2 separate regions of the Homo sapiens genome follow, and region 2 is linked to region 1. Evidence: read pairs that join two places in POLR2A ChIA-PET (ENCODE). Cell type or tissue: B cell. All regions are shown on one strand. Links, peaks and the distances in the headings refer to the core of each region. The heading gives the core; the rest is flanking DNA. Region 1 overlaps CTCF (CCCTC-binding factor). Region 2 overlaps RANBP10 (RAN binding protein 10).

What was found. ChIA-PET counts read pairs that join two places held together with the same protein. Peaks named below come from ENCODE experiments on the same cell type or tissue, not always from the same donor. Only the 100,000 strongest peaks of a DNase experiment are listed, where the experiment ranks them.
Region 2: POLR2A ChIA-PET joins it to region 1 with 5 read pairs; 2 of 35 experiments call an interaction of 5 or more read pairs at or near these places.

The regions. Positions count from the first base shown.
Region 1 is chr16:67,602,864-67,608,237 of GRCh38, reverse strand. The region is part of intron 2 of CTCF (CCCTC-binding factor); the gene reads right to left. Among named protein-coding and RNA genes, the nearest start is that of CARMIL2, 40 kb to the left of the region's middle. In B cell, for the core only: no CTCF peak of the experiment used is centred there; no DNase peak of the experiment used is centred there; H3K27ac peaks cover 885 bases.
Region 2 is chr16:67,767,833-67,773,206 of GRCh38, reverse strand. RANBP10 (RAN binding protein 10) reads left to right here. Exons shown (of 14, transcript NM_020850.3): 3 at 1,121-1,173. Among named protein-coding and RNA genes, the nearest start is that of RANBP10, 36 kb to the left of the region's middle. In B cell, for the core only: no CTCF peak of the experiment used is centred there; no DNase peak of the experiment used is centred there.

The DNA.
Region 1 (5,374 bases), core at 239-5,238:
ATTCTCCTGCCTCAGCCTCCCGAGTAGCTGGGACTACAGGCGCCCACCACCATGCCCGGCTAATTTTTTGTATTTTTAGTAGAGACGGGGTTTCACCATGTTAGCCAGGATGGTCTCGATTTCCTGACCTCGTGATCCGCCTGCCTCGGCCTCCCAAAGTGCTGGGATTACAGGTGTGAGCCACTGCGCCCAACCGGTTTTTACTTTTTTTTTTTTTTTGAGTCGGAGTCTCGCACTGTCGCCCAGGCTGGAGTGCAATGGCGTGATCTTGGCTCACTGCAACCTCTGCCTCCCAGGTTTAAGTGATTCTCCTGCTTCAGCCTCCGGAGTAGTTGGGATTACAGGTGCCCACCACCACACCTGGCTAATTTTCTGTATTTTTAGCAGATACGGGGTTTCACTATGTTGGCCAGGCTGGTCTTGAACTTCTGACCTCGTGATCTGTCCGCCTCGGCCTCCCAAAGTGCTGGGACTACAGGCGTGAGCCACCACGCCCAGCCACGGTTTTTACTCTTTAGCACTGTGCCCAGGATGGTAAGTACTCAATAAATGCCAACCAAATTGAATATATAATAGAAAGCAGAAAACAAATCAGCCAATTCATAGTTTTTGGCTCTTATATCTTGTGAATGGGCCGGGCACGGTAGCTCACGCCTGTAATCCCAGCACTTTGGGAGGCCAAGGCTGGTGGATCAGTTGAGGCCAGGAGTTCAAGACCAGCCTGGCTAACATGGCAAAACCCCATCTCTACTAAAAATACAAAAATTAGCCAGGCGTAGTGGTGTGCACCTGTAATCCCAGCTACTTGGGAGGCTGAGGCACGAAAAGAACTTGAACCCTGGAGGTGGAGGTTGCAGCGAGCTGAGAAAGTGCCCCTGCATTCCAGCCTGGGCGACAGAGTGAGACTCGGTCTCAAAAACAAAAAATAAAAAACAAACAAAAATCTTGTGAATGACATTACCTAAACAAGAGTAAAATAGGGGCCAGGCGTGGTGGCTCAGGCCTGTAATCCCAGCATTTTGGGAGGCCGAGGCGGGCAGATCACTTGAAGTCAGGAGATGGAGACAAGCCTGGCCAACACGGCAAAACCCCGTTTCTATTAAAAATACAAAAATTAGCCAGGTGTGGTGGCACATGCCTGTAATCCCAGCTACTCAGGAGGCCGAGGCAGAAGAATTGCTTGAACCTGGGAGGTGGAGGTTGCAGTGAGCTGAGATTGGGCCACTGTACTCCCTCCAGCCAGGGCAACAGAGCGAGCCTCTGTCTCAAAAAAATAATAATAATTAAAATAAAATAAAACATATATAGCTGAGTGTGGTGGGGTGTGCCTCTAATCCCAGCTACTTGGAAGGCTGAGTGAGGCTCGAGAATTGCTTGAAGCCTGGAGGCGGAGATTGCAGTGAGCCGAGTGCCACTGCACTCCAGCCTGGAGCCTGGGCGATAAGAGTGAAACTATGTCTCAAAAAAAAAAAAAAAAAAAACCCAAAACAAAACATTGAAGTGTTTTGTATTTTTGGCCAAGAATACAGCTCAAACGAAGCTTTTGTTAGTTCTATTAGACACACTTTTCTCCAATTCTCTGTCTAGGCACCTTAACATTGTATTATATCCATGATAGCAGTCAGAGAAGACTCCTTAAGCCAGGACCACCTGAGAGGCAGCACAAGAACTACTACAGAGAGAATGACATTACCTAAACAAGAGCAAAATAGGGGCCGGGCGTGGTGGCTCACGCCTGTAATCCCAGCATTTTGGGAGGCCTGGTCCTACATTCTAGGAGTTACTGTCTAACATAAAGGACAAAATAGGTAGCACAATGGTTCAAGGTGAAATTACATAGGTTTGGAGAAAGATAACATAACCAGGTGTGATAGAAAAATGCTTCATAAATGTGGAATTTGAACGGAACCCTGAAACGTGAGCAGGACATTTAAAGGCAGAGTTTGACAGTGGAGGGCAGAGGATGTATTCTGTAGGGGAAAGGTTTGGATTTCTGGGTACAATAAATACATGTGGGAATTAGTTATGAGTAAGAAAAAGAACTGGCTTAAAGCACAGGACAGAGGAGAGGGTAGTAAGACAGGTGAAAGATGTGCTGGTTGCCCCCCATAGTTTGGATGGTCTTGAATAACAAAATACCTCAGATGACTGGCAATGGAAAACCACTTATGCTTTCTGGGCAGAGAAGTAAAGATTCACTCATTTCACAAAGAAGAAGACTTAATTTCCTCAAAAAGTGTGTCTCTACTTTTGCAAAAACTACATGATGCACTTACCACCCTTCTGGCTCACAAAGCCCCTTCGTACCTGACCCCATGATAACCTATTCAGATTTATGTCTTGCCCTCTAGCACTCTCCCCTTCAGTCAAGCTGTCTTTTCATCCAGACACAGTTCCTACTGTCATCTCCCTGTCTTCACTCTGTACTTTACGTCTGATCCACTCCTCTCAACACCAGCTCATCCCTGGCACAACAAAGCTTTCTGAGGTTCTTGTGGCCACTACTTTGCTCCAAATGTGTTTCTGATAAAATAAGGACACAGTTTAGCACTTAAAATTTTCTCAAAACGATCTATTTTCCCAGTTGGGTGTGAAAGCTCTTTAAGGGCAAAAGCCGGGCTTGAAGCAACATATACTTTTGGACAGATTCAGCAAACCCCACCATCTGCCTGGAAAAAAACAAGGCTCAAGGTAAACTCCCGAGGTTGTTGGATTGCCAGTTTGGTTTATTCTTCCATTACCTTCTTTCTTTCATTAGTCCCTTGTTCTCAACAACCAAGAGAAAAATACAACAACATCCAATGCAAAGGCTTCTTACTATGCTGTTCCATGACAGTGGGGACAAATATAAAAAAATGTTACCGCAGAAGGTGGGGATCAAAGAACATTTGTAGAATGCTTTATAATTCACCTATAAATTAAAAATGAGCAAAGTGCTAGTATTTTTATTATAAGATGTCATTTAGGCCAAGCGTGGTGGCTCACGCCTGTAATCCCAGCACTTTGGGAGGCGAAGGCGGGTGGATCATGAGGTCAGGAGACCGAGACCATCCTGGCTAACACGGTGAAACACCATCTCTACTAAAAAATACAAAAAATTAGCCAGGAGTGGTGGCGGGTGCCTGTAGTCCCAGCTACTCGGGAGGCTGAGGCAGGAGAATGGCGTGAACCCGGAAGGCGAAGCTTGCCATGAGCCGAGATTGCGCCACTGCACTCCAGCCTGGGAGACAGAGCGAGACTGTCTCAAAAAAAAAAAAAAAAAAAAAAAAAAAATCCCATTTATACCTCTGATTGTAAAAGACTAAGCATAATCCTAACTATAATTAATTTTATATACTCAGTACTGTTCAGACAGATTATCTTTAGAATATAAATTCTCTAGGCTGGCACTGTTCAATAGAAATATAATGCAAGCCACAAACATAAGCCACATTATATGTAATTTTAAGTAAAAAAAATTCATATTAAAAAGTAAAAAAAAAAAACAAAAAACAAAAAAAAAAAAAACCCTGGTGAAATTAATTTTAGTAATCTATTTTACTTAACCTGGTATGTCCAAAATATCATTTCAAGGTTTCATCAATTTAAAAAATTGTTGGCCGGGTATGGTGGCTCATGTCTGTAATCCCAACACTTTGGGAGGCCAAGGCAGGTGGATCATGAGGTCAGGAGATACAGACCATCCTGGCTAACATGGCGAAATCCTGTCTCTACTAAAAATACAAAAATTAGCCGGGCGTGGTGGCGGATGCCTATAGTCCCAGCTACTTGGGAGGCTGAGGCAGGAGAATGGTGTGAACCTGGGAGGTGGAGCTTGCAATGAGCCAAGATCGCGCCACTGCACTCCAGCCTGGCAACAGAGCGAGACTCTGTCTCAAAAACAAACAAACAAAACAAAAACAAAACTAACAAAAAAAATTGTTATGCTTGAGACACAGACTTGCTCTGTTGCCCAGACTGGAGTGCAGTGGTAGGATCACAGCTCACTGTAACCTCCAACTCCTGGGCTCCAGTGATCCTCCTGCCTCAGTCTGCCAAGTAGCTAGGACTACAGTTTATGCCACCATGCTCAATTAATTTTCTTTTCTTTTCTTTTTTTTTTTTTTTTTGAGACGGGGTTTCCTCTGTTGCCCAGGCTGGAGTGCAGCAGAATGGTCATGGCTCATTGCAGCCTTGACTTCCTGGGCTCAGGTGATTCTCCCACCTCAGCCTCCCGAGTAGCTGGGACTACAGGTTCATACCAGGCACCAGGCTAATTTTTTTGTATTTTTAGTAAAAGTGGGGTTTCACCATGTTGCACAGACTGGTCTCGAACTCCTGGGCTCAAGTCATCTGCCCGCCTCAGCCTCCCAAATTGCTAGGATTACAGGCATAAACCACCGTGCCTGGCCTCTAATTTTTTTTTTTTTTTTTGAGACAGAGTCTTGCACTGTTGCCCAGGCTGAAGTGCAGTGGCGCGATCTCAGCTCACTGCAAGCTCCACCTACTGGGTTAACGCCATTCTCCTGCCTCAGCCTCCCAAGTAGCTGGGACTACAGGCTCCTGTCACCACGCCCGGCTAATTTTTTGTACTTTTAGTAGAGACGGGGTTTCACCGTGTTAGCCAGGATGGTCTCTTATCTCCTGACCTCCTGATCCGCCCGCCTTGGCCTCCCAAAGTACCAGGATTACAGGTGTGAGCCACCACACCCAGCCTTTTTTTTTTGAGAGGGAGTCTCCCTCTGTCGCCCAGGCTGGAGTGCAGGGACTTGATCTCGGCTCACTGCAAGCTCCGCCTCCCGGGTTCATGCCATTCTCCCACCTCAGCCTCCTGAGTAGCTGGGACTACAGGCACCCACCAGCACTCCCAGCTAATTTTGTTTTTGTATTTTTAGTAGGGACGGGGTTTCACCATGTTAGGCAGGATGGTCTCGATCTCCTGACCTCGTGATCCCCCACCTCAGCCTCCCAAAGTGCTGGGATTACAGGTGTGAGCCACTGCGCCCGGCCTAATGTTTTCTTTTTTTGTAATTTTTTTTTTGTAGAGGTGTGTTGCCCAGGCTGGTCTTGAACTCCCAGCCTCAAGTTATTGTCCCATCTTAGACTACCAAAGTGCTGTGATTACAGGTATGTGCCGTCGTGCCCAGCTATATCTTACATTTACAGCATACCTTAATTTGAACCAGTGAAACTCTAAATTCTCAACAGCAACATGAGGCTAGGGGCTTCCGTACCGGACAGCACAACTTTGTACTTGTTATTCAAAGTATGGTCTGAGGACCAGCAGCACTGGCTTCTTAAAAACACAGAACTTCAGGTCCCACCCTTGACCCACAGAATTAGATTTTGCAATTTAACTTTATACTATTACTGTTTCCCCATTAAGATTTTCTTC
Region 2 (5,374 bases), core at 221-5,220, 160 kb before region 1:
GAGCAAGAACTCGTTCATTACTGTGAGGACTGCCCCAAGACATTCATGAAGGATCTATCCCCATGATCTTAACACCTGCCACCAGGCCCCACCTCCAGCATTGGGTATTACATGTCTACATGAGATTTGGAGAGGACAAACATCGAAACCATATCATTCTACCCTGGCCCCCCAAATTTCATGTCTTTCTCACATTGCAGAATACAATCATCCCTTCCCACTAGTCCCCCAGAGTCTTAACTCATTCCAGCATTAACTTAAAAAGTCCCAAGTGCAAAGGTAAGATGGTATTTATTAGTAGATGGCCTGGGAGCCTCTGCCTCAACTTGAGAATCTGAGTGGATTGTCTAAGGGGAGAGCAGCCAGAGGAAGCTGACACCCACATTTGGGTGCCATTCTACCTCCAGGTGTCAATGACACAGGGAGCAGCCCCACAGGAGCCCAGGTTGCATACTCCAATGAGATCACAACTAAGTCAGGGTTCAAAGAGAATAAGCCCCACTCTTCAAAGAGTGGGAGGAGTGAGGGGGTCTCTGGGGGCCTCACACATCATTACTCCCAGCTTTGTGTGGTTTGGGAGGCCAATGTGAATGTATGCGGGGAAGGTAATGAATTTTGAGACCCAGAGAACAAGCTCGTTTGAGCAGTCTTGATTGATGATCCTATGTAGATCCAACTTGGCTTTACCATGTCCTGGTCTTTGGTGCAGACTGGGTTCTCCCTGTGGAACAATCGTGCATTGCTCTGTAAAGCACTACCTAGGATTGAGATGCTTTAGGCACATCTTAGGAATAGATTCTGTGCCTTAGCTACAGCCAGAATGCCAAAGGACTGGAAGCCATGAATTCATGACACTTTCCTCTGAAATTGAAGCCGGTGGTTCATAGTGACACAACACACGCAACTTTCTGTTTTCTCTAGCTGGGTGAGGCACTAAGATGCTTTCCATTAGCAAATCAAAATGTCAGGTTTCTCCAAGAACCATTAGTATGTTATAAGAGCCTCTACATTCATTGCTTTTCTCATTTTTCTGTCTTTTACCAATAAATGTTTGAGAAGGGAGACGCATGAGCATTTGCTAACCAAAAATTTTGTGTTTTTTTTTTTTTTTTTTTTGAAGTTACATGGGAATAGGACTCTCGGCTCAAGGCGTCAACATGAACAGACTTCCTGGTGAGTCACTGTTTAAGAGAACATTTGTTCTGCTCTCCTGATCCAATTGGGGTTGAGAGTCATGGTGGTAGCAGAGAGGCTGGGGAGGACTTTGTTTGCTAGCTGCCTACCTCAAGCCATGCTACTGGTTGGAGGATCCTGAAAGGTAGCCCTTGGGCCAGGATGGTGTGCATTTCCATTCCAAAAATTAATTGACAAGTGATTGTCATTAATGGAATTTGAACTGTTTGCCATCAAAGTCAACTGACCTGAGTTTGCTCCAGGTAGGGATACGCGTCAGTAGCCCTTGCTCCCATTGGCCTTGCTGAGCAGACTCAGGCATGTACTGGGAGGAAGACTGCTGCCAACCTTGGCTCCTTTGTTACTTCATCGTGTTAAAGATCAAAGTTTTTGGCCGGGCACAGCGGCTCACGCCTGTAATCCCACTTTGGGAGGCCGAGGTGGATGGATCACCTGAGGTCAGGAGTTCGAGACCAGCCTGGCCAACATGGTGAAACCCTGTCTCTACTAAAAATAAAAAATTAGTCGGGTGTGGTGGCACACACCTGTAGTCTCAGCTACTTGGGAGGCAGAGGCAGGAGAATCGCTTGAACCCGGGAGGTGGAGGTTGCAGTGAGCTGAGATTGCGCCACTGCACTCCAGCCTGAGCAACAGGGTGAGATTCCGTCTCAAAAAAAAAAATAAAATAAATAAAAAAGATCAAAGTTTTTAAGTGACCTCCCACGTGGAATGTGATTGAAGCAATTTCTTTTCTTTATTTTTTATTTATATATATATTTGAGACAGGGTCTCACTCTGTAACCCAGGCTGGAGTGCAGTGGCTCAGTCACAGTTTACTGCAGCCTCGACCTCCCAGACTCAGGTGATCCTCAGCCTTCCTAGTAGCTGGGACCACAGGAGCTCATCACCATGTCCAGCTAATTTTTTGTAATTTCTGTAGAGACAGAGTTCTGCCATTGCCCAGGCTGGTCTTGAACTCCTGGGCTCAAGCCATCAGCCTGCCTTGGCCTCCCTAAGTGTTGGGATAACAGGCGTGAGCCACTGCACCCAGCCTTATTTTTATCATCTATTATTTTTCTTTTGAGACAGGGTCTCGCTTTTCACCCAGGCTGGAGTGTAGTGGCGCGATCTTGGCACCACCTTCTCAACCTTCTGGTTGGCTCAACCTTCTGGGCTCAAGTTCTCCTCCCACCTCAGCCCCTCAAGTGGCTGGGATTATAGGCATGTGCTACCACACCTGGCTAATTTATAGGCATGTGCTACCACACCTGGCTAATTTCAGCTATTTTCTGCCCAGCAGCTCATACCTAGACCTGGACTGGCTGCAACTGGGGAGACAGAGCTTCTGCCGTGAACTGATGGGTTCCAGAAAATGGTCTTAAGTCCATTGGTCCCTTGAATCAGCAGAAGTGACATGATCCAGGCTTCCCTGACACGTCATGGGGTCAGGAAAAGTCCTTGTGTTTTTTTCTTGGCCTCCTGCTCTTTGTGCCTATGACACAGAGAAGGCAGCTGGCTTTCCCCAAACAGGGAGTTACACTCAGACCTTACGTCTTTTCTAATCAATGTTTAATGTGAATCACTGATTTTTTTCTAGTAGACTGATTTCTAATACTTTCAATCTAGGATGCTTAGGATTCAACTAATTGTCAGGAATCTTACTTTTTTCCCCCTTTGATTGATCTGAGTGAAAACTGGTTTTTCATTGTTAATCAGAACGTGTGTGGCAGTTTTCTTTGCATACTGTGTGGCTGTGTTCTTTGTTATATGAGCATCTGGCCTTGGCTAAGTAGTTGTAGCTGTAGTATCTGTAGCTCTACCTCTTAATGTACAGGAAAAATAATTTCCTGTCAAGTGCAAACTGATTCTTAATTTTGTTTGTTTGTTCTAGGTGTGCTCTTTCAACTTTTGCACTGAGTTGGTAGTGGAGAAAAGAGACTTTTATGAGCTTTTTTTTGTTTTGTTTTTGGAGACAAGGTCTCATTCTGCTGCCCAGGCTGGAGTGCAGTGGCATGATCATGGCTCACTGCAGTCTTGACCTTCCATGCTCAAGTGATTCTCCCACCTCATTCTCCCCTTTAGCTGGCACTACAGATACAAGCTACCATACCCAGCTAATTTTTCATTTTTTGTAGAGGCGGGGTCTCACCGCATTGCCCCAGCTGGTCTCAAGCTGCTGCGTTCAAGCAGTCCTTCTGCCTCAGTCTCCCAAAGTATTAGGATTACTGGCATGAGCCAGCCTGCCTGGTAAGGACTCTTTTTTTTTTTTTTTTTTTTTTTTTTTTTTTGAGACGGAGTCTTGCTCTTTCGCCCAGGCTGGAGTGCAGTGGCGAGATCTCGGCTCACTGCAAGCTCTGCCTCCTGGGTTGGTGCCGTTCTCCTGCCTCAGCCTCCGGAGTAGCTGGGATTACAGGTGCCTGCCACCACGCCCGGCTCATTTTTTTGTATTTTTAATAGAAACGGGGTTTCACCATGTTAGCCAGGCTGGTTTCGATCTCTTAACCTCGTGGTCCGCCTGACTTGGCCTCCCAAAGTGCTGGGATTACAGGCGTGAGCCACTGCGCCCAGCACTTTTTTTTTTTTTTTTTTTGAGACAGGGTCTTGCTTCGTTTCCCAGGGTGGAGTGCAGTGGCACAAACACTGCTCACTGCAGTCTTAACCTGCTGGGCTCAAGCGATCCTCCCATCTCAGCCTCCTAAGTAGCTGGGACTATAAGTACATGCCACCACGCCCAGCTAGTTTTTTTGTATTTTTAATAAAGACAGGGTTTCACCAGGTTGCCCAGACTCGTCTAGAACTCCTGAGCTCAAGCAGTCCACCCATCTCGGCCTCCCAAAGTGCTGAGATTACAGGCATGAGCCACTGCTCCTGGCCGGGGACTCTTTAGGTACCAATTTGGAATCATCTGTAGGATATATTGGGAAATTAAAAATATAAAGCATGGAAATATATGATGTGCTACCAAATGTGCAAAAAAAAGAGAAAACAAACATATCTGTATTTACTTGTATATGTATAGATCATCTTTGGAAAGCTACAGAAAAACTTGTAATATTTGCTGTTCCTTGGGAAGGGATGGGTGGCGGGAGCCAGGACTGAGAAAGAAAAATTTTCACTCACAAGCCTTTGGAATTTTCTTTCTTGTGAATATGTTATCTGTTTTAAAAATATAAATGTAATTAAAACAAAATAAACCAAAGCAAATGGCCCTGTATCAGGAAATCCTCATGTTTGTCTTTTAGGTAGTCTTAGGATGTGGTCTGTTACGCCATGTGTTGGACTTAGTATCCTTTGCTTCATATGTTCTTTTTTTATTTAAAGACAGGGTCTCACTTTGTTGCCCAGGCTGGAGTGCAGTGGTGCAAACATGGCTCACTGCAGCCTCAACCTTGCAGGCTGAAGCGATTCTCCTGCCTCAGCCCCCGAAGTAGCTGGGACTACCGGCACATGCCACCATGCTCAGCTAGTTTTTGTATTTTTATTTTTATTTTTATTTTTATTTTTATTTTTTTTGAGACAGAGTCTCACTCTGTCACCCAGGCTTTAGTGAACTGGCACGATCTCGGCTCACCGCAACCTCCACCTCCCGGGTTCAAGCTATTCTCGTGCCTCAGCCTCCCCAGTAGTTGGGATTACAGGCGCACACCACCACGCCTGGCTAATTTTTTGTATTTTTAGTAGAGATGGGGTTTCGCCATGTTGCCCAGGCTGGTCTTGAACTCCTGAGCTCAGTCAGTCTGCCTGCCTCAGCCTCCCAAAGTAGTAAGATTACAACGTGAGGCACCACGCCCGGCCGTTTTTGTATTTTTTGTAGAGACAGGGTTTTGCCATGTTGCCCAGGCTAGTCTTGAAGTGAGCTCAAGCAGTCCACTCATCTCGGCCTCCCAAAGTGCTGGGATTACAAGTATGAGTCATCATGCCTAGCCGTATGTTCTTTTTTCTTTAATAAAAACCTTTTTTTTTTTTTTTGAGACAAGGTCTTGCCCTGTTGCCCAGGCTGGGGTTCAGTGACATGATATGGTTCACTGCAACTTTGACCTCCCAGGCTTAAGTGATCCTCTCACCTTAGTCTCCTGAGTAGCTGGGACTACAGGTGCACACCACCATGCCTGGTTAATTTTTAAAATTTTCTTGTAGAGGCAGGGCGCGGTGGCTCATGCCTGTAATCCCATCACTTTGGGAGGCCAAGGCGGGTGGATCA